Regions from separate parts of the Homo sapiens genome. Here regions 1 and 2 are each linked to region 3. Evidence: chromatin loops called from intact Hi-C (ENCODE). Cell type or tissue: mammary epithelial cell. All regions are shown on one strand. Each heading gives the region's core, and the rest is flanking DNA. Links, peaks and the distances in the headings are about the cores only.

Evidence for each region. Peaks named below come from ENCODE experiments on the same cell type or tissue, not always from the same donor. Only the 100,000 strongest peaks of a DNase experiment are listed, where the experiment ranks them.
Region 1: a loop joins it to region 3, with 10 times the contacts of the local background. A loop is called at or near these places in 5 of 110 quality-filtered maps.
Region 2: it touches region 3 in a loop (7-fold over the local background); 3 of 110 quality-filtered maps call a loop at or near these places.

What each region holds. Positions count from the first base shown.
Region 1 is chr1:97,916,575-97,924,580 of GRCh38, forward strand. DPYD (dihydropyrimidine dehydrogenase) reads right to left here and starts at 4,460. Exons shown (of 23, transcript NM_000110.4): 1 at 4,310-4,460. The coding sequence starts at 4,348. RefSeq lists a silencer at 4,266-4,665. In mammary epithelial cell, for the core only: no CTCF peak of the experiment used is centred there; DNase peaks (open chromatin) are centred at 3,987, 4,607 and 4,777; H3K4me3 peaks cover 2,645 bases; H3K27ac peaks cover 2,952 bases.
Region 2 is chr1:97,133,881-97,141,886 of GRCh38, forward strand. The region is part of intron 20 of DPYD (dihydropyrimidine dehydrogenase); the gene reads right to left. The region is part of intron 1 of DPYD-AS1 (DPYD antisense RNA 1); the gene reads left to right. Among named protein-coding and RNA genes, the nearest start is that of DPYD-AS1, 42 kb to the left of the region's middle. RefSeq lists an enhancer at 4,390-4,519. In mammary epithelial cell, for the core only: a CTCF peak has its summit at 4,571 (motif pointing right); no DNase peak of the experiment used is centred there.
Region 3 is chr1:98,464,378-98,472,383 of GRCh38, forward strand. No RefSeq gene overlaps it. Among named protein-coding and RNA genes, the nearest start is that of SNX7-DT, 190 kb to the right of the region's middle. In mammary epithelial cell, for the core only: a CTCF peak has its summit at 3,940 (motif pointing left); no DNase peak of the experiment used is centred there; H3K27ac peaks cover 583 bases.

The DNA.
Region 1 (8,006 bases), core at 1,848-6,847, 550 kb before region 3:
CACTTTACAATTAAGCAATCAGTCAACACCATTTGCTATCATTAAGATTAAGCAGATCCAATCTAAAAATCACCCTCCATCAAGATCCATCATTAGTCATTAATCTCCCAGATTTTAATTAAACTACCAAAACTATTCATCTGAATTCATATGCAAAGGATAGAATTTTTCTTTAAACTGCCCACAACTTTGGTGGGCCAAGCTGAAAGGTTCGCTTGAGCCCAAGAGTACAAGGCCAGCCCGGGCAATATACTGAGACCCCCATCTCTATTTTAAAAAACTGCACTGAAACACATATCAACACACTCAACTACAGAAATATGCAGTACCTTAAAACTACAGGAAGCTACCATTAGAATCAGTGACTCCTCAAATCAGATAATCAGACACATTTCTACTATCCAGCTAAACTCCTTAGAAAGGAGAAACACTTTAAAGTAAAACTATGGCCCACAAAACAGCTTAAAGTAGGAAGTACAAGCATGTTTTCAACAACTCTAACTCACAAAATAGTTTTAAAAAGTTAAAGCTTTAAAAGTCTTAATTTATTTAAGAATATATTTCCAAAAGATCTGCAGTGCCCAGTCAATAAAAGGAAGGAGAAAAGAAATGACTGATGCTTACACATTCAGTAAAAATATATCCATTTAAATCAATAAACAACTCATGGCTTTGTATAAAGTGGAATCTTTATTATCTTTTTTGGATCCATGATTCTCCTTCCTCCCCAGCAGCAAAGGCAATTATGATAAAAGATGTTCTGAAAATTTTTTTGCCATCTCTGCCAATTTATAACCCATGACTTTCCTTGTTTCAAAATTTGTAAAGTCCACTTTCTCCAAGTCTTTCCCATTATGCTTCTATTTTCCAAATTCGCTATTTTTAATCTCATTTTCCTAGTTAATCATACAGAAAATTCCCAATTACCTTTTCAAATGAATAGAAGTCACAGTATCAGTAATTCCGAAACCATTTCTGTTTGACTTAAAATGCATTTGATTTTGTGGACAATGGACTAAAATCCCTTTTTCATTTAGGGTAAATGTGAATTAAGTTTATAACCCTTTAACATTCACTAACTGATCATTCAAGGAATGGGCCTTGTGATTGTGACTGTGGTAGCAGTACAGTAACAGATAGCAACTTGGTTTGGCTACAAATATATATCAAAAGTACTAGTATTCAAATAGTTAAAAGCTTGCTGCAGCTGCATACATTTCGTTTAGATATATATACTTTCAAAGTCTATTCTCATTATCCTTGCCGGTGGAGGGGAACAAGGTCTTGAACAAAAGAGTACTGTTTCAAAATAATTCTCATTTCCTTTCAAGTGTGCAGATATTCACAATATACTGGCTGTAAATTCAATCTAAATGAAGAAGTGCTGTTAAGTTACTGCTGAGGCCTGGGAAAGTGACCAATGTCCAATACTAACCTTCTTTGAAACCATCCCAGGAGAGTTTGTATTAAAGTCATCGTTGACAAAATTCAGACTGTATCCAAACAGTACACTCACAAAGCAAAATAACTTCTAAAAGCATATAACTACTATTAACGGACTTTAAAATGCTAATCATTTCATTGGAAGTGATTTTCCTGAGAATAAGATATATTTTTCTGTTATCTTTATTTTTTAACATTTTTGTCCTTTTTCCCAACAAGATGCTGTCAACTTGTGACATTTGTTTATTATCCTTAGCAGATTTTCCATGTGCAATTCAGAGAGGCTAACTTGCCCAAACACACAGCTTAAAGTTAGACCTCAATCAGAGGCAGTTGGTTTCAGAAGCCAGGCTCTGAACCACATTAATATATCTGAAAAAAAACATGATTTCTCATGCAACTTCTATGATTACAACAACAACAACAACAATTCTGAGTAATGAGCTAGGTCCTATTACCAAGTAACACATCCTTTCCTTGCCTATCTCCCAGCCCAGGGATATTCCAGCTATGGAGTTTGGTGATCTGATTGTTTTCCATGTTCCTAACCGTCAAATCCTGATGTGATATTGGATTCAGACTAGAAATTATGAAGCAGGCACACAAAGCACCTTTATATATACCTCAATAACTTTTCCCCCAGAAACAAAGATATTTCTTGGCTGTTTCACTGAAACCTGAGGTTCTGTAGTTAGCTCATAGGGAAAAGTCAGTCACTATTAGAGTAGGTTGTTATCATCACCTTCTGTTCTTTTAACAATTGTCAAGTACTTTTCACATTTATCAATGTGTTCTTATCACATTCATTAACTGCTTCATACCAATATTTTTAAAATATTACTTGCTTATCCATGTATTTGAAGCTAAAACAATGATCACAATCAGATCTCTAGACAATGGTTGTAATGAATTTGTTCAAGAAAAGCATTCAAATTTGATGGAAAACTGAGCCTTTATAATTCATTCTAATTCTTCAACACAAAAATGAACTTTGGTAAATCAATAGGATCAACTGAGGCATTTATGCTTGAATGTGCTCCCCTAAGCTTAATGTATTTTTCCTCACTGCATTATATTTTAATGATTAATTTCATGCTCTTTCATGGTATTCTAGCTCATGAATCACGGGTATTACTTTGAGGGAAAAGTAAGGTGCTGTGAGTGATGAAAGATGTTACTGATTAAAGTGTTGCACATATGAACTACATAAGAGCTGAAGGTGTTTGAACACCAGCAATCTAGATTAAAAGTAATATTAGGCAAACTGGCCATATAGACTAAGGTTGAATTGAGTGGAGGGAGTGGGAAGGATGGGCTTCTTAAATGTTCTTAGTTGAAACAATATATGAAATCAAGCTTGGCATTCAATGTTTCACTGGCATCTTTCTCCTCAGTAGAATGTAAGAACTGATTTCGAAGACAACTGCAGAGAAAGAAATCAGTTAAGCAGATAACACACCATTCTGAAATTAAAGAGCCAAAAGCCACCCATCCTAAGTCAACTCCGATATCTTAAATCAATACTGCCTTAATACTGTCAGAAGCTTGTTTTTCGACTTAGTAAATAAAATTTTTTAAAAAGTTAAGTCAAAGTCACAAGGACCAAAAAGGAATAGACTACCCTAAATGAAATATAGAAAAAGACAAGTATCTATTATCCTGCACACAGATGAACAACTATTTGTTAAATATATCATATTGCTCAATATCAAAAAGTCAACTCTCCAAAACAGAAACCAAAAGTAAACTAACCAGAGATGTCCACATAATACACTTTGGCTCTTGTTACTAAAATGATTTTTCAAACCAAGTTATGGAGCCTGGAGAAAACAGGACTACTTCCTCCCAGAATATAAAGTTTCTTCAATTACGGAGGCAAAATGTGGCAAAAGCAGCTATTTTGCAAACAGGTGGTTTGCAAAACTTTTACTTAAGCCGCCAAAAGGACTGACGAAAGGAAAATTTTGTTATTTCTAAAGAAAACACACACACACATAATTTTCTACCAGAGTAGAAGACTCAAATAAAGAAAAGCCCCAAACAAAACAGAAAACTAAAAATCAGTTTGTCTTAGCTCAAAAGTGCTGACCTAGGTTTAGTATGTGTAAAATCACTGTTGATAATTAAATCCTTTTCATCGCATATATTAAGATACTAGAGAGAAAGGAAATGCCATGTCGTTTCAGGTAGGACCTTATTTACATAAAAAAAGATTTTTTTTAACAGAAACGGAGTGCAAGAGGGAATCAAAAACCGTTGAGAGGAGAGAAAAATACAGTTAGTTTTTCTGAGGGCACTGCATTTTTCATGTTCTGAATACTTCGTTCCATTCTCTCCATGTTAAATTATTTCATAAACAATACTATGACTAGAGGCGACTGCTACAGCTGACACACAGATGTTTTATTTCTATGCTTCACCTTTGCAAATAGCAGGATTCAGCTATTGGAAATGGGGGCAGTGGAGGTGTCCAGAAACGACATACAGGAGGTGAAGGGGTAGAACGTGTGGGAAATGGGCACTCCTACCCCCTAGAGTCCACCTCTCTGGAACTCCAGTGCTTCTTCAGTCACTGACATTCAGAGGAGGACAAGACAGGCTTCCTGAAATCTCTTCCGAAGTAAACAGGTCCCGACGCAAAGGGCAACCCCTCCAGTAGCGGAAAGTCCTCCCCTGAGCTCCCCGCCTGCCCACGCGGGCCTGTGGCTCCGCGCTCCTCCGCTCCCCCGCAGAGCTCCCACGGGGGAAACTTTCCCGCGTCTCTCACTCTCCGGGGTGCGGGGGCCGCGGGGGCCTCCCCGGCACCTACCCGCAGAGCACTCCCCACCACCCCGCCACCACCGACGAGCCGGCGCGAAGTCCGTACCTCGATGTCCGCCGAGTCCTTACTGAGCACAGGGGCCATGGCAGTGCCTACAGTCTCGAGTCTGCCAGTGACAAACCCTCCTTGCGTCCTCAAGCTCCAGCCAGAGAGCCAAGTGACAGCAGCCGGAGCGCGAGTCGAAAACAGGCAGACTAGGGCCGGCGGCGCGGGGGCGGAGCGGGCGCGGGGCGGCAACGCCCCCGGGGCGGGGCTGCGCTCTCGGTCCTGCGGCTCCCGCGCCAGGCACGGCAGCCGCAGCCCGGCCTTCCCAGTTCAGCCCGCTCCGCGCCCCAGCCTGCAAGCAGAAGGGAGGGAGGGAGTAGAGCACCCGCTCTGGGGACTGGCCTTTAATCTCTAAACTGCTAAAAACAGAGCTAGGCAGGCGGGGCCAGATAGGAGGGATCCCCAGGCAAAGGTAAAAGCAGTCCGCGCTCCAAGCAACAACTTGCACTTTTTCTTTTCTTCCACAGAAACCCCGCGAGATGTAGATACATTGTTTGAGGGGCAACTGCATTTTCAGGAACTCCTCAAGGATGAAATAGTAGATGTTCCTCCATCCATCCACCAAGTAGGTGGGCGGGGTTTGAGCTGCAGTGGAGGATACCAAAGCACCGGTCTTCTGAGAGTTCACAGCCCCAGCGGGGAGGGGAGGGAGGCGAGCAAAAACATCCACAGCCCGCAGCAGCATACAGGAAGTGCTGCAGGTGGTACATAATCAAGGTTGTCTTTTTGCAGGAAAGTCTCATTTTAATGGTTATTTTTTTAAATATTTTTTATTCTAAAACGTGAAACTCTTTTGAAAAGTTGCTCTTCGTTTTTGCTCTAGAGCTTGCTGAGGAGAAGGGAGAGATTTCCTGTAGAGTTGGTCCCAATCCAGAAAACATTCACCTCGTTTTTTGAGGATATGTGTACTCCAGACCTCTCTCCTTTTCTCCCCGCCCCCCCCCCACCCCTGTTAGATGCATCCCACCTCTCTTCTACCATAACACTTTCTACTTCCGTTAGGACATTTGCGGCACTCCTTCATGCACTTGGCTAGGTAGTGACACCTTGGAGTCAAGTATTTCTCCCTTATTATTTTTTCATTAGTCCATTCATCGTTTTATTCAACGAATATGTTTATTGAGCATTTTCAATATGCCAGACACAGACACTGTGCTAGGTTCTCCGGATATAGTCTTCAAGAATACACATCACTGTCATGGAGATTATACTCAAAATAAGCAAGTAAGAAAATGTGATGCCTGCTTGTAAGATAAAAGAAAAATAGGACAGAATAACTAGGGTATGGGTACCTTGCGTGGTTGAGAAGGCTTCTCTGAACAAACCATCAGATTACCTTCCAGAACCTGGAAATTACTAAAAGACAGATACATTTTTCTTGAATCAAATATTAACAGACACTAGAAAGTTAAATGGAAACCTTAGAATCATCTTTGACTCCTTTATCCTTATTGCCTCATTTAATCTATGCCCAAACTCTCAGAAGTCAACCTCCTAAATAGATTTTGAATCATTCATTTCTCCATTTTGCTGCATCCACCATGGTCCAAGCTACTGGTATTCTAGCTTCTATTCTTACCTCATATCCATACCAGATTGAGCTTTAGAAAGTATTAACTGGCTCATGCCATACAACGATACATCCACACACCCAGGTACCCATGGTATAAATCCTTCAATGGTCCATTGCAGTCAGAATATAATACAAACTCCCTAGTAACCGCTGAATAACCTGCTCTACTCCGCTTCTCCGCCACTCTTGCCCTGACTCATTATGTTCCAACCACAAGGTAATCTTCTCATCCTCCATCCACTTCTCTACCTTTGCACATTGCCCTCCACTTGGAGCTCTTCTTCCCCTTCTACTCATCATTTAGGTCTCACTGAAGCCTTTATGATCTAACCCCATCACCAACAAAATTACACCCACTCTGTCTTTTTCATTATATTTCGTCTTCATAGACTTTTCAAATGTTGTTTAAATATTTATTTGAATGTGATTCATTTAATATATGTCTTCTATTTAGAGAGGAAGCTCCAGGAAGAGGGGGCCCATGTGTACTTTTATTGTTTACTGGATACTCAGTTCCTAGCTCAGGACTGAAGCATAAGAGACCAAGAACACTTGGTGATTGAATGAACAGAGTACATTCGTTTATACACTGGGCAGTTCATTTTAGAAACTTTAGTTTCTCTGCATCACATATTCTCATTGTCCTACTTACTGCTGAGAAATAGGTCACAATATCTATCAATGAATTTGTAGTTAAAATGGGTCAAAATAACTACTTATCTTTTCATGGAGTAATGTTCCAAAGTCAGATGTTCCTGCATCTCCCTACAACCACACCTTACCCACTTACTCTAGATCCTCTTGGAGATATAGAGAGATAGATAAATCTATCTATATCTATTTTTCTATCAGTCTATATATATAAATACACATATAAACACCCAAATACATACATACATATACACACATATGTATATATTGAGAAAAGATATACACATATAAACATATATAAATTTACAAATATAATATATATAATTATAATACATATGATTTCTTCCCCAATTTAATCAGTCAGGTTCAATGTTCAATTTCCTAACTTACAGGGATACAGGCTTATTGCTCTTTCAGGTTACACTTTAACATACATCTTATCAGTTAGCAATTGATAGTTAATTTATGTGTACAAGAATCCAAGTTATCTTTAAGAGTTATACAGTGTATTTTCATATTCGTTTTCTGTTATAATTCTCCTAAACAACTATAGAGGATAAGTCCAATATACGGTGGTTTTCCAAAGATAAGAGTTTCATCGGTGATAGTCAATAATCAAATATAAAATTTAAATGCTATTTACCATCCCCCCCAACTTCATCAAACAGATGTATCCTGTTCTGACATATTAATTAAGGCATCTAATCACATTGCTCACGTGCCACACCTATGCTCTGTGATCAGTGATTTAATCTAATAATATTTTAAATTCATTGAAATTGCACATTAAGCACAGTTGTACCTGTAAATAATGCAAGCTGTTTAAAGCTTTTACTGCAAATGCATTTGCACCACACTTTTTAAAAGTTGTAAATTATGATGGCGTTTGTCAAGCTGTCCCTCCATCTGGAAGCACAGTGAAATATCAGGTGTTCCACATTAATTTTTTGTAGGCTTTGGAGAAACAGCTTATGTTTGAACCTAATAGTTTACAGTACATAAATGAATATTATTACTACCAAAGTCAGAAGTAGGACTTATGAGTCATCTTTAATTTCACATCTAAAAAGTTATTCAATATTACAAATTTAGAAACACAACAAAAATTCAGATTTCCATATGCCTTTATTTTCCCTTTGCAGTGTAGCATTAAGAGATTTTTTTTGGTGGGGGACATTTCTTTGAAAATGATTTCCTCCCAAAAAGTCAGAGGCTGAATGATCATGAGGTGCATTTTTTCCGCTGTCTGATTTTCAAGGGCCAAATTAATTCCTACCCATATTGACCAGTAGGATAATGACTAAAGATCAGTTAGGCCCAAATATTTCCAGCATTCCTGTTAAAAAGACCAAAAGGAATACGTTGGTTCATATTTCATGGAACAAACAGTATAATGTGCTCAACTACATGTCTATCATATTGCATATATAGATATGCAGTATATCAGCATGTATTATGTAAATGCCATAAAAA
Region 2 (8,006 bases), core at 1,531-6,530, 1.3 Mb before region 3:
CCCAGCTACTCAGGAGGCTGAGGTGGGGGAATCGCTGAAACCCGGGAGGTGGAGGTTGCAGTGAGCTGAGATCACGCCACTGTACTCCAGCCTGGGTCACAGAGCCAGACTCTGTTTCAAAAAAAAAAAAAAAAATATATATATATATATATATATATATATATATATATATATATATATATATATATTCTAATTATATTAGGTAGAGACTGTTAAGGTGTAAGTGTGAGCAGCAATAATAAGCTGATAATAATGTCTTTATCTTTTAGGTAAAGACTTATGGCCAAGCTAGGGTTTTATATAGCTGGCTCTAGGCTGACCATAAGTTTTCAAAAAATGGGAAGAACATCACTTTCAACATTTAAATTGAGTTATTAATGTATTTCCATAGCGAAAATAACCCTATTAAACCTGAGTATAAATATTTGCTTTCCTCTGAAAAATGATCAGATTAAAATAAGCCAGAATTTGGTATTCTCACATCGTATGTATGAGCATGAGTTCTGAAACAGATTGCCTGAGTCTAGCTCTCTGGTCTGCTACCGACAGGCTGGATAGTTTGGCAAATTATATACCACCTTTGTATGCTACTTTCCTCATACGTGACAGGATGGTAATAATAGTCATGATTTCTTGCAGTTGTGATAAGAATTAAATGAATTGAATTAACATTTATGCCATTTTACCAAGTTTGGGGAGGAAGAGGAGGAAACGTGTCAACAAAGGCTTCCTTAAAGAGGGTGACCATTTGGTTAAATCTTAAAATATCAGTAGATTTTCACTATTTGAATGTTCTATTTTGACACGACTTTCTGAAGTTGGTGGTGGCCCAGTTAGCAGAGAATTTTTACTACATACTTTTAAAGGTTCAGCGCAGCTCTGCAGGGCCACGTGAGATGTTGCTTCTTATTAGTAGCCCTCGGCATAATGATGAAGTAAGTTAACGTTGCCTTTGACACTTAACCTCCTCTCAGTGAAACCAAGGTATGGATTTGAAAGTACCTCAGTGTTGGGAGTTTAAATAGAAAAAGATCTGATAAAATAATTTACGCAAAGGTGAACAGTACCTAGTGGGTTACTCTTTCCAGGTGGGGTCTTATATATATATATTTTTTTTATTTAAAAAGTGTTTTGGAGATAATTGATATTTTAAAAAATCAGCCTAAAAGACAGCTTAATCCACCATTTTTCTGAGTTTCCCTAAGCATTAAGTTTGGTCACCAAGAAGCAACGTTCTTAGATTTTATTAGCTTAGGTTCACTCGAGCATACTTCTTTTGAGTTGATTTAGCTAATCCTTAGCTTTCACTAAAAATTGATATGGTATAGGTATTTGAAAGACACTTTTGTATTTTTCACAAAACCCCGGCTATAGGCATTGTACAGTAAATTATTAAGTGTTCATTAAATATGGATCCATGTAACAAAATTTTCCCAATATTTACTGCCAGGAGCAAAGTGTTGTCTCTTAAGACAAACCTAGACATCCCCTTTTATCAGACCATGAGAGCTATAAAACTCATGAATTTCTTTAGTTTCTTGGCTACCAATAAGTTTACAGCAAAACATGATGTCCTGTTTTAATAATATAGCTTATCTTTTGTTTCCCATACAAGCACTTCTTGCTTTCTAAATAATTTCTGCTGTGTCTTAAATTTTAAAAATTTTATTACCTTTAATGTTTTAAATTGGTAAACTACTTTAAAAGACATGTAGGAACATGAGTGGAATAGTTGTTGCCTGTGTTCCTCATTTGACCCTTACTAAATATTAATTTTTAAAAAATAGTGTCTTTTTTCTTTCCAAGTAGATTTCAAGGTTTTATGGTAGAACAGGATTTCTTGTTTTCTATCCTCTATACTCACCCCACATGGGTACTCAATAGCTAAATTGATTGATTGATAGCTGTCTTTTAAAAGCAGATGTCTAGACAGGATTTTTAATGATGGACCTTGTTAAAAAATGATGGACTAATAGTGGAAATACTAGGCTGAGAGAGTGTTTCTGTTATTTTTCAAAATTCCTCTACAATGGACTATGGCCATTTTCTGCATGCAAGGAAGAACACAGCCAGGATCACCGTTCTTTAAATCAGAAAGGACTTTGATAGAGTCCAGTTCCCTCAGTTCAAATGAGGAAACCAAGGCCCGAGGAGTTACTATCATTCCCAGAAGTAGCGAGCTGAGTCAATATAACGTTAAGACTGAAATTTAGGCCTCCCTGTTGCCAGTCTGATGTTGTTTGATGCCAATCCATTTATTCACTTTCTGCTTCCACACAAGAATGACTTGCATAATTTTAAAGGTTGGAAATCCAGCATGATCCTAAATCAGAGTCTCCATTCATAAAACTCTAAGCTTTAAAAATGCTAGGAATCATTACACAAATAAAATCCTGAGCACTCATTGTGCTATGCTTTGTGCTAAACATGTTTCTTTTTTCCATATAGTCTTCGCAATCACCCTATGAGGTCAGTACTGTTATTATTCCTGTTTTAAAGACGAGAAAATGAGAGGCATGTCTCATGTTTAGCACTGGGATTCAGTGGCACTCTCCTACACTGTGTGGACTGCCTCGCGAATCCAGTCATGTATACACATGTGTGTGTTTTTCCTTTTGGACACGTAATGAGATTTTTTTTCCCATGCCAGACTGGGGTATCTTAGTATCTCTCTCATGGAATTCTCAATTCCTACCCACCTAGGTTTTTCCCTGGAAACTTCCTGCCATCAAAGCAGGAATGATATTTAGTGCTTCAGTATTAGAAGGTCACAAATTGTGCTGGAATCCAAGGGAGAATCACGTATTTGGATGAATCACGAACGAATAGTCTGAACTTCCCCAAAAACACTGTCAGTAAAAATAAGGTGCTGCCATTAAATGACACCTTTAAAGAAGGCAAGAACGCAAATTTATGACAAGAAGAAAGAACTTCTGAGCCAAAATCAGCTAGATCTTTTTTGTTTTTTTCAATGCCATCCTTGACACTGGTAAAGAGTAGTCAGCTAGGTATTTGTCGACTAGAAAGAATCGTTAAAATGGACAACTAAAACCATCATATTTACAAGTGACACAAATCAGAAATTGTTGGCTAACAAATCTCCTTATTCCATCACTGTGATATTTGCTAAAGCTGACCACCTATTAATTTTTCCAGTGGAGCCTAAGGATATAGCAAATGCCAAGTAAATAGTTCAATCTGAACCAGGTTTATTGTTCATCGGCTGGTGCTGTGGTACTGTGCCGTGCTTGTGTCTTTTGTTGCTGTGGAACAGCAGGCCTTCCGGGAATGCTAAGAATACAGTGTCTTCCCAGAGCTGATTACACCAGACACGGGCCTCAATGATGCATGGACCAGCTAACACAGTGCCACACAACCCCACAATGCTTTCAGCATATTCAGTCATCTGCCTCGGAGAGACTGAAAATATTACTATTGATTTGGCTTGGTGTTTAATGTGGTTGTTAAATTTTAAATCCCTGTACAATGACCAATACTTTGGGTAGTAATGTAATTCTTCCAGGTTTATCATCTCTCTTGAAACCTGACTATTTAGTACATTGTGTAGCATTAAATTTCAGACAGGGGAATAGGTTTTAATAACACAAACACTTAATAAAATAACTTTCCATGAGCTTTCTCATAATGGTATTAACAGGGAAAGACAATTTCTCTCATTGCGCTTCTCTGCAGACATTCTGTCGGCTCTGTATCTCCATCAGTTTTTTCATAATGTGCTCTTGGCACACTTACTTTAATATTGCTGGTTTGAGAGCACTGTCTTTTTTATCCTTGTCACTAAATGTGATATTTTGAGCACTCAAGATGCGCTGCAAGCAGGCCTAAAGTATTTATATTGAAACTACAATGGCAAAGCATGTAGGATGATCTACCTCTCTGAAATGAGCCTTTAGGAAACAACTTCATCTTGGGAACATCTCTGGCTACACAATTGTAAAAATGGGCTGATAATTAAAGTACCAGGGAACACTCCTTCCATATTCACTGTTTATAAGCAGAGTGGTCTTGGTGGGTGCACACCTTAACATAAAGGAAGTAATACTTACATCTTGCTTTTGTCACACCGAGGCTGATATCTCCACTAAGTACACATCCCTAATCCAAGACGTTAGCAAACATATCTCTTATCAGCAGTACGGCTTTCACAGGCTTTTTTCAGTGTCCACCAACCACTTTCCATTCTGGATAAAGGATGTTAGCTAGGTAAGAGGATAAGCACAGTTGTAATCTGGATATTCAAGCTGACCTAATGGTAGATGCTGGATGCACACTGAACCTGGCCTGGCGGAAACCTGTTTCTATATGAGAATGGCATGTGGAAACAGGGACAGATGGTGGGGTCAGTAATAAAGAACTTGTTTGTTGTTGCTGATTGGAGGCCATTTCTTCTGCCAGCATGACTCCACAGATTTATCCTGGCATTGGTGACCAAGGGGAGACAAACAATGTTGTTCAACAAGCATTCTGAAAGCTACCATATGGCCAGAAGGAAATCTCTGGAGAATACTAGGATGTGCTGTGTTGTGCTACACTGTGGTAGTATTGCTCTTAAGCAGTAGGGGGCATGGTGAGTTCATCCGGTTAGAAGTATAAATAGAAGTAACTGAAAACAGCAGGAAATATAATCCGGTGAGCTTGCGAGCTGGTGAGCAGTTGTGTTGTGGGCTGCTTTTAAGATTATTTGCTTAATAAACTGCATTAGTTTCATTCTTTTGCATTTTTCTCGCAAAAAATGTTCATAAAGGTTGGGTTCTAGGGTGACAAAGTGTTGGGAAATTTTGTTGATTTAAAAAACATAAATATGAACTAATAAGAGAGAAGAATTCATGTTAGTCTAGAAGCTTAGTTAATTGGGAGTCTCTAGAGGAGTCACTCAAGATAGTGTTTGCTAATTAAGGCAATGCATTTTCCAGGGATTTGGAGAAGGAAGAGCTCTCCTCTGGCTTTCTGTCTGCTTATGAGTTACTGTGCAGCACCAGTGACGAGCTTTCACTGATTCCAGTCACATGACTGACTTGGGTAGATGTATTCCACCCTCATAACAAAGGCTTGTGGGTAGTAAATATTACCTATCAAATAAAACACCAAGGTAATTCCAGTTAACTCTTTTCAGGAATTCTAAAATTTTGTCATTGAGTTTGGTCCTTTCGAAAAAGAAGTCTGCCAGAATTGGATATTTCTTTTTTAAGTTTTTGGATTAGTAAATCTTATCCAAAATGTAAATTAATTTCCTATAATAGCTCCAAATTAAGAATTCTACAATTCTGTTGATCCTATTCTGATCGATGCCAGATTCGGTTCATCGGTGATGAACAAGTCAGTCATGGTGCCTCAGATTCCTTCCATCTCATTTCTGATGCTGTAGCTGGATTTCTCTAATTATAATTGGATCACGCCAGTGGGATTTTTAGAAAACTGCAAAGTGTTTTTTGTTCTTCTGAGAAACAAGTTATAAAAATAAAAAAAAATTTATGTATTCTGAAAATGGCTTCACAAGATGAATCTTTTAAAGAAAAATCAAAACATTATGAAAAACCTAATAACACTCATAAGTTTAGATATGCAAAAGAAAATGAAACAGTATTAAACCCCAAGACTGGGTTCTATTCATGGATTTAAAAAATCTTGGACCTGTCTTTACAAAACTTGAGTTTAACCAACTGAAGTATCATTACATCCTTGGTTTTAAACGTCATTACCACACTACCAGATATTTCTAGACTGAAAAGATTTTTTATGTTTACGAACAACAGATTAAAGGCAAAGGCAGCATTATTGTAATAGGATGTCATAAGATGTTTCTCAGTCTTAGATGAGGCCCCAACTATGAAAGGAATGTTGGCAAATCTCCTTCTTTCTAAAGGTGGATCAGGCAGGACTTGGTGAGATGTGATTCAAATTTACTCTGTAGGTCTGGGATCTTTCCCTGTCACCCATAGCTCTAAGGAGAGGCAGAGAAGACACTGGAGAAAAGATTATGTATTGATAGCCCAGAAAAAGTGCTGTAATTTTCTCTGCTCTCTCCTGTAGAATGTTCTGTTTCCGCTACCTCAAGCCAAGTGACAGAAGACACTCTAAATACAATCAAGAGTGGGGTACTTGCCCAAAGAGGCAACTGACATTTTTTTTTTTTTTTACTCTGGGCTACCTATTTGCTACTTGGAAAAAATCTGCCTTTATGGGACACTTGCTGACTGTAGTGATACCAGTCTTAGCAACCTGAACATGGACATGCCCCTGGGTGCTTGGGTGGGTAGCTGTGGAGGGTTAAAGTAAGGAGGCTGGTGTCTGACTACTGCTGAGAAAGGCCTGTATGTCAGAGGTTGGTTGTGAGGGTTCCCTGATAGTAGGGCCAGTAGAGGTGTTTGCTTATGATGACAGAGACAGGAGTTTTTTTTGGGGACACTCTGGAAAGCTGCTGCAATATAACTACATTGAAAGCCCTGCCAAGGAGAGGTAATCCCAGTAGAAAGAGACTTCAGGGGTGAAATGCCGAAGCATAGGAAATCATAATGGGCAGAGCAGAAGGTATCACCAGGGAGACAGAATGGGAGGCTCTGAAGATCCCACAGAGGTATCCTTTAAGAAAAAGAGTTGGCACCTGCCCTGATTGCATCAATATCACAACCATGCCATAAGAGCACTACACAATCATCTTTTAGCCTCATATGCTTCATCCTTTCCCAGCACAATGGAGGAATCACAGGTGACATGGAGAAGTGGAGAAGAAGGATGGGAGAGGGAGGCAGAAGATAATCACAGACGACCTAAGCATCCGGCCTTTTCTCTACTGATGCTATAGGGCCTAGTGCAGGTTAAAGCAGAGATTGTTTAAATAAGAGGAGAGCCACAAGTTTCCTGGCTGGACTCTTTATTATCTGAGGGTGTTCTAATGTCTGGAAGTGATCAGAAAAACTCTGGGATTTTATCCATAGCCAAGAAGAGGAGCTTAGTGGGTTTTAAGAGAATAAAGATGTTTCTGGCTTGTTTTGAAAGTGCAGCTCATTTGGTACACTATAATACTGTTTTTTCCCAATAATCAAGTAATTAATTTTTGTGTGATGACATGAAGCCAAATGTAAGTGTGAGCTGAGTGGATCATACGTCTAATAGATCTGTAAACATGAGGAGGTAGGGAAAGTTCACTTCTGAGTACATATCACATCTGCAAACCTTGTCATAGTGATCCAAAATGGAATGGGAAGTACTGAAGATGTATAGTGATCTCGCTTCATGTAGGATTGTGCTTGCATTTTCTAACACAGTCCCTGGCATATAATGGAAGCTTAATAAGTGTATGCCAGACCGAACTGGGAAGCTGGGAAGACCAAGCGAGGCACGAGGTGCATAGAAGGTGACTAACAGGTTCTTGAATTAGAAGGGAACTAAGTTAGAGCATGAGCATGGCCACTATTCCTCTACTCTACCTTACTTACCTCCCTGACTTTGTCTCTTATTACTCCCCCTATCTACTCTACTCCAGACACCCTACTCTTGGCTGATCCTTAAGGCTTTTTTACTCGCTATTCCTTCTGCCTGGAAATCTCTTCTCACAGACATCCACGAGGCTTATTTCTCATTTCCTTCACATTTTGCTCATATGAGACTTTCTCTAAAAGGTCCATACTCACTGCTGTCTAACCTTTAAAATGCAACCTGTCTCCTGACTTCCATACTTTTGAGCTCCCTTGCCTTCTCCACCCTTCCTGTTTACATAGCCCTTATCACCGAATATACTATCATTTATTATCTTTACTGTTTGTTCATTTTTATCTCTTTTACTTAAATATAAGTTCTACAAGGGTAGGTTCCTTTTTTAAATGGATAAATCCCAAGTGTCTAGAACAGTGGCTGACACATGGTAGGAATTTCAGTCATCTTAGCTGAATGAATGGATGGCAATAGATGCCCAGAGGCCTCTGTGTCGTGTTAACTGGATTCCATTTGAGGCATTACAGAACCCTCCGGGGTCAGGGGAGGAGTTA
Region 3 (8,006 bases), core at 952-5,951:
GTCCAAACTCCTCATATGTCCTGATCTCTGAGTTCAGCAGCCCAGAAATTCTCTTGTCTGTACTAAGTTATAATTTTTAAGTCTTAAGGGAAACTAATCAGAAAATCATAGGTACCTGGAAACAGATCCACTAGGGTTTCCTAACTATTCTCGTAATTTTAACTACCCTACATTTGCCATAACTTATGTTTTCTCTATAGGGAGATAGTGTCATTTATAATCAGAAAAGTAAATAATCATAGATTGCAGGTAGTGTCATAAGGATAAAATACTGAAGGATGGATGGAAAAATGTTAGTAGAAGGTGGAGGCTGGAGGCAGGGAGATGGATTGCTGGAGACAGGAGAAAAAATAAAAAGGACAGCAGATAACAATTAGTTTTTCTCCCTCGTGCAAGGTTGGTGATGAACTGTGGATTGAGAATAGTGATGAGTTATTTATGCTGCTGGTGCACTCATCACCTGGTGGTGTTCATGCAGATTTCTCATAGAGGAAAGAACAAATAGAGCATCACTATAAGAGCTTCAGAAATTGAGAGAGTTTTATTGAAAATACTCATCACATCTCCAGGCCTTCTAAACTGGGCTAGTGCACACATTTAAAATCTAAAATTTGACACCAAAGATGGGGGGTGGGGAGTACTTCCAGTTCTATAAACAACTACTGAAATCATATTGCCTTTTGCTAAACTTGTTAAAGTAATTCAGTGGTAAGAGATCCATATTTCATATTTCAGGCATGTTCAGGCATGCTGGAAAAGGGGCAAATGCCAAGCCTTGTATATCTCAGATCTCAGGAGGGACACTGAGCTATTATCGGGTCTATATACATATATGTGTATCTGTGCATTTGAGTGAGCTTCTCAGACTTAGAGACATACACTTACATATCTGCTAAAACATGCATTGATTGTCCATCACATACATGGTCACTCACCTTACAAACAGCTCTCAGATAGCAATGCATAATAATGGCTACTACAACATCCTCTAGTTTGGGGAACCTATCCTTCATTTTCACCTTCACATATATTAAATCTACCCATAAGACAAAGATACAGAAGTGGCTTCTAACTGCTATGATAAAGAGTAGCATGGCCTTAACTTTCTTTCTTAATTTTTTTTTTTTTTTTTTTTTGAGACGGAGTCTCCCTCTGTCGCCAGGCTGGAGTGCTGTGACTCTGTCTCAGCTCACTGCAAGCTCTGCCTGCCGGGTTCAAGTGATTCTCCTGCCTCAGCCTCTGGAGTAGCTGGGTTTACAGGCACGTGCCACCATGCCCAGCTAATGTTTGTATTTTTAGTAGAGACAGGGTTTCACCATGTTGGCCAGGATGGTCTGGATCTCCTGACCTCATGATCTGCCTGTCTCAACCTCCCAAAGTGCTGAGATTACAGGCGTGAACCACTGTGCCCAGGCTTAACTTTCAAATTTAGGATTAAGAAGGCATTGTTTTCTGTAGACTCTCTTGTAGGACTGTAGAATAGAGTTTTTGTAATTTATAGATCAGCTACATTTTGAATTCAATAAGCTTTGATAGTTAGGTTGAAACACTAGCTAGCATTAAATATTTTATTCCTAGAGGAAAATGCACTCTAAGTGTTCAAGTAAAATTTCCAAACATGGTATTTATCAGGCCTTAATTGCAGGGATATGGAAATTGGAGTCCTGTTTGCTCTGTCTGTAAAGCACAGGGAGAGGAGATGGTCTAATAGCCTTGGAAAGTGCTTTGGAATTTAAACAGCCTTTTCCACTTAGGAGCAAAGGGTACCTTGAACATGTTACCTGAACTCTTTGAGCCCCAGTTTCCTCCACTAGGAAAAATACATGTTCATAAAACTTCTTTCCAAGAGTTTTGTGAGAATTAAATGAGAGAATATATAGAAAGTGCTTAGCACCCAAAGTTTACTCAAATTATGGTAATTCTTTTACCATTTCTTTGACTCAATAAAATATTATTTCTTTTTCATTCTCAGTTTTTCCTGTAACACCATTTCCACATTCTCTTCTCCCCATCTTGATGGCACTTTCTGTTTTCTTTTACTCCTCTCTTTATGCCTTTGCTTTCTCTCTGGGCCTGAAGCAATGTCATCTCATGGGCCACTATTGAATAGATAGAATTTTTTTCTAACACCCACCTCCCTTGAAAGTTCTCTCTCTCTCTCTCTCAATCAATTTAGGAAGCTTCCATAGGTAGTATTTCCTGCATACCTACTATATATCAAAAACTTGATGTAAATATCACAGATATTATGATCTCACTTAATCTTCATAACAACCTATGCAAAATTAGGTACTGGGAAATTTAAGACTCAATTGGATTATATGGTATGCCCAGAACGAGAGAACTGGCATATAAAATTTCTTCTATCTGCAACATTTTAGCTTTCAGTTAAAGTTTCCTTTTGGTAAATAAGCACACGCACATGCACACACACACACACACACACACACAGAGAGAGATAAGGAGGAGGAGAAGGAAGAAGAAGAAGGAGGAGGAGGAGGAGGAGGAAAGAAGAAGAAGAAGGCAGAAGAAAGCAGAGACTGTGAGATATGAAAAAAGAGAAACTAAGTATATGCAAAGTTCATCTGATCTGAATTCCCACCTTCCGCCCATGAAGAGACTGTTCAGGTGTTTAAACGTGATGTCCATGTTTTTGAAAACAAATTTGAGGATGCGAATCCCTTTTCTACTCTTTTCTGTACCTTGCCATAAATACAATGGCATGATCTGAGAGTTCTGTTTGTGAGTTGTATTGACAAAACATTGTCTAGCAAAAACTCAGCAATAAAAGTGTGTGGCATATTCTGCTGGGGTGTAGATATTCCTGTGTGCAGTGGGCTTCTCACTGAAGTATAAGGCATCTCCACTTCTCTAGCATTAGCATGTCTGGCTTAAAAAATAAAAAATAAGGTGACATGTCTGTCACTTCCCTCTGAGATATGCCACATGCCATAAAACATTTCAATCACCCCTTGTGCTTAGAGTAATTCTCTTTTAGGCTTGGCTCCTCCTCAAGATTTTTCAGGTAAACAGCATGAGATTAGTGTATGTAATCTATAGAAGGGAGCATGGATGTTTTTACTTCACTGTTCTTTTTAAATTGAAATAACAGCAAACAAGCTTAATTTAACAGTGATTTTTGAGCATTAATAGAAGAATGAGAAAGGAAGAAATCCTACAAAGGAATACTATTATTGAGGAAAATCTCAATAATCTACATGATATTTCCAAGTGGTAGATTTTATCTCAAAATGTCTATGTCTAGAAATCTGTAGTATACAGTTCCAAGTAGTCAAAGTTTCCTTATATGGCTCCATGTGTACAGGCACATCATGATTGTGTCTGTTTTTCTGTGAGTTTTCCAGGCTAAAGTTTCCCAGCTTGGCAACAATGCGGCACAGGGTCTGTTAGCTTAAGGCAATTGATTCTTCCCCTGATTTTGGCACTGCACTAGAACGGCTCTCAATCCAAAATCAAGGAGAGAAGAAAGAGAGAACTGAAAAGACAAGAAGGGAGGGAGGACGCCAGGAAGGGGAGAGAGAAAGAAAAAAATATATATATTACTGACAAAATACTACTTGATAACCAACGTTGTCAGTACAATCATTGTCACTCGATTTAAGATGGCACAATTTAAAATTCATAATGAAATCTATTTTAACTGTGAAATATATAGATTTCGAAAAGATTTTTCTTTTGCAAAAGTATGAATGCTGTGAAATACATGCTTCTTTTTTTACATTGCATTTTAACCTCTTAGGATAACTTTACCATAAATGATGTGAAGTTGTAGCTATCAGCCATATCCAATTAAAAATGCTAAGCCAGTTTCATCTAGAAAGAGAGACGCTGACAATATCTAAATATATATATATATGATAAATTAGTTATTGTCAAAGCGATCACCACTCATTATTGTGCTTATACAACAGTGTCATCTAGTGGACACTGGTCAGGCAAGTTGTAACTAAGATTCCTGAAGAAGCTTATTTAAAATGAACTATCCTTAAATGAAAATATGCTTTATCTTTTTCAATTCTCTGAAACTAAAGCAATTTAAATAATTATTTCTAGTCCAGGCCATCATTTCAATTCATATTTTACCAGAATAGTAAAGGAACTGAGAACTTGTGTCTGCAGAAAAAAATAATTTTAAGATCACATTTCTTAAGAAGGCAAAGAAGAACAAAAGAAAATAACAAAATTACTATAAAAGGTAGATGTCAGTATATGTATGGCATTAGGAAGAGAAAGTTGGAGCTGGAAGATTATTGAGCAGAGTTCCAGTCTTTAAATCTAAATGACTAGTGGCTACATCAACAATGACAAAACAAAGGAAGTATATGGGAGTTCTGTGGTCTCACCTCCACAGCTTTGCCATTTTTCTAGTACCTTTTTTGTATATTTGTGTAGAAGAGATATCTCCTTTGAAACACATTTTTTAAAAAGGCATCTTTTCTTATAAAAACATTAAATGTCATTCATTTTGAGTATTAAATTTCTGTGTCATCAAAGCCAGTTAGCTTTAATTTTTCCCCAACAAATCAAATGCTGGAGATATATAATGGGCACTGCAATCTATTTAATAATGTTGCTGATTCCCTGCATTTTTTATTGAAAAAATAAGGAAATATTGCATTCACTGGAAAGATGAAAAATAAAGCTTTTTAGCATTTCATCAAAATAAATATGGACACTCATTTTTAAAACCCCGGTATAATATCGTGTGAATTTTCTCACATCAACTAAGCAGCGATTAACACCTACAGGCCCATGCCCTTGCTTTGCATTTTGAAACTACTCAAAGGTAAAGTGTTGTTTTAGGGTTCTTTTTGTTACAGAGAAAGTGGGAGGAAAAGGAATATTAAAGCTATTAATAGGTACAAAGTTTCTGTTTTTTAAGTATCGAGTTCTAGTTGTATGTTTCAGTTTTTCTAAACAGAATGTTTTATGCCAATTTGATATCTTTGATAGTATTATATTATTTGGTTTGAAAATATTCAAGTGATGCTTGATGCTGTAAAACAGATGCTACTAAATATTTCTCCCTTTGATTTGACAATATATTTTTTTTCCTCTTTGTTTAAGATGTTTAAAATATTGTTAGGATGGAATACCTAACATGATATAGTATAATAGATAATTTAGAAAAAAATGACACAATACTATAGTGGTATACTAAAGGATCTTCTTGCCTGTGTATTCCTCCATATTATTAAGAAAACATTTAGTTGTTAAAGTAATTCACCAATTTGAAGTAAAGATGTAGCAAATCTTAGCAATTATTTGAAATAACTACTATTTCCTCAGTAAACAGAAAATACTCAGCTTTTTCCAAATACTGTGCTTTTACCTTTATTTTTTTTAACAGTGTGATACAAGCAAATTAAGTAGAAATTCCATCTGCTTTCTGGATGTAATTTTTATTGACTGTTAATTCAAAATTAGGACGTTGGTATTTCAAGACAGAATATTTACACTGATTAGTACATAATTTGCTTGTAAAATTCGCTAATTCTTTGTAATATAAACCTACCATAAGTGGAAATAACATATTTTAAAGTATATGTATAGGGTGGGCTTATTTGAAATGCTGTTTTTTAATTGCAACACTTGGATCTTAATGTAGTAGAAGTGTGCAAGTTATTTGGGCCTTTTGGGGAGAAAGAAAATCTTGAATTTTGATGGCATCAGAGGAAGAAATATTCTTTTCAAATTTACCCAGTTTTTCATTTTGCATAATAAGTTACTTTATACTCACTCAAAATTAAATTGGCAAGTCACAGAATTGAACTGGCAGCTGATAGGCAGTGCTCAGGTTTGGTATTTTTGGCTGAATCTTTTCCCAATAGGAAGTCAATAACTATTGAGTTCTTATTAGAGACTGAAAAGCATCGTGAGTGGGATAGAAAATTGGATAATGTTCTGTGACCTTCCCAAATCTTACAATCCAGTTGAAGAGATAAAACTACATGAATGAGAAATTAAATGGCAATGCAAGATTTACATAACAGTTCACTTTGATAATAGACATGTCACAGAGAGGTTCATGCTCATTTATCATATGAATAGTCCAGGAATTGAGAGATTCCCCTACCTGTAGCAGAATATTTTGTAATAAATCCTGGAGAACAGATTCCTAATGAAGGTCTTTGTAGAGTAGATGTACAATTAAGAGGAAGTAAATGACACCTGTGACATCCTTGCCCATTTCTCCTTTTGTTTTCCATGGATATTTTAGTAATAACTAGAAGCCAACACTGTTGATGCCAACCTTTCACTGTAGGTAAATGGAATTTGTTTGATTTCTATGAAAATATTAAGTTTCTCAGAAAAATCATTTCCAATATCTGTCCCTTCAGTAAATATCACTCAACAGATAAGTAGCACAACCTAGTGATCTACACTCAGAAGAGGCAAACTAGATTCTTGATGTCTTAACAAGACACTAACTACTGGGGAGCCAGAAGTCTCATAAATTTTAAGGCACTCATCTAGTTCATTTTTGAATCATAGACTCTTTGGAAAGCCAGATCAGTAATATGAACACTTTCTAAAAATATTTAAAAGTGTTATTCTCATAAAATATTGTTTTGCTGCTCAAATTATTTCTCCCTGTTTTGTTCTATTTCTGAAATATTAATATATAATTAATAATGCTACCTTCTACTACTAGGAAACAGGTAAATACATTTTTAAAAAGTGAAAAACTTTATACATTAGTTTATACCAGTTGCCTAATATCATGGAGATTTTTACATTATTTTTAGTAATTCACCTGTTATATTCCCTGATGTTTTCTTAATTGAATTACTTATATAAAACTTTGATATAACATTAAGAATTTGTTAACTTTCATATCTTTACCTCATTGGTTCTTGATTCAAGTAAGGTTTTATAATCAAATTATATTTCTTTGGGTTTTTTTTTTCCATTTCCACTGACCACGGCCATTCTGATTCCATAAGACAGACTAACTTGATTTTTTAAAAGAGACAGACTCTCTCTCTCTGTTGCCCAGGCTGAAATGCAGTGGTGCGATCAACGCTCACTGCAGCCTCAAACTCCTGGCCTCAAAGGATCCTCCTGGCTTGGCCTCCCAGAGCATTGGAATTATAGGCGTGAAGCACTGTGCCTGATATAACTTGATTTTATAAACATTTTTCCCGAGTGTAATTTCTGTCATCTAATGTATACTTTCAATCAAATAGTCCCCATTTTCCAACAGCAAGAGTTTTCCTACAGCAAAAGTTACTCCAGACACTTCTGTTTTAGGTAGATACAATAGAATTTAAAAATAGGTGATATATATTTCTAGGAAGGAATAAAGAAATCCGAAAGCATTCTCACTTATTTTTTTAAAGCAAACTTTGAATTTAAAATGGTGGTAACTAAAATTGTTACAGGACAGATTGTAGAACATATTTAAAAACCTCGCAAGTTGTTGAGAAATCCAGTCATTCTTACATGCTTTCAATTCATTCATTCCTTCAATCATTTATTCAATGAATATGTATTGATTAGTACCAGGCACTTTGCACGGTCTACATGTTTACCTCAAGAAGGTCAAAGAGCAATAGGAAATATGTGTAAAACAATATGTAGACCTACGTCAACTCAGTGTGTGAGACTTCATCCAGTGGCTGCAGGGGTGCAGAGCAAGGAGTGTCTCATCTCACTCTCGCCCTCTGGGAACACCCTAATCTTGACAGAACTCTTTTAATAATGTCATAGTGAACCCAGAGGGACCCAAACCACTGATCATTCCTCAGAGTTGAAATCAGAGTCTCTGATCATGCATTATATTAGGTCACATTTTAAAAAGAATAGTCCCGGTTTCACTTCTGGTTATAGTAGTAATATTGCTTGGTATATAAAATTAGAAAATTATAAATGAGTTTAAGAAGACAATTCACCTAATACCTAGAAGGGAAAAGCACTTGTTACATTACATTTTTTTCTTTTCTCTAGTGTGTACACACACACACTTACACTCACACACAGTC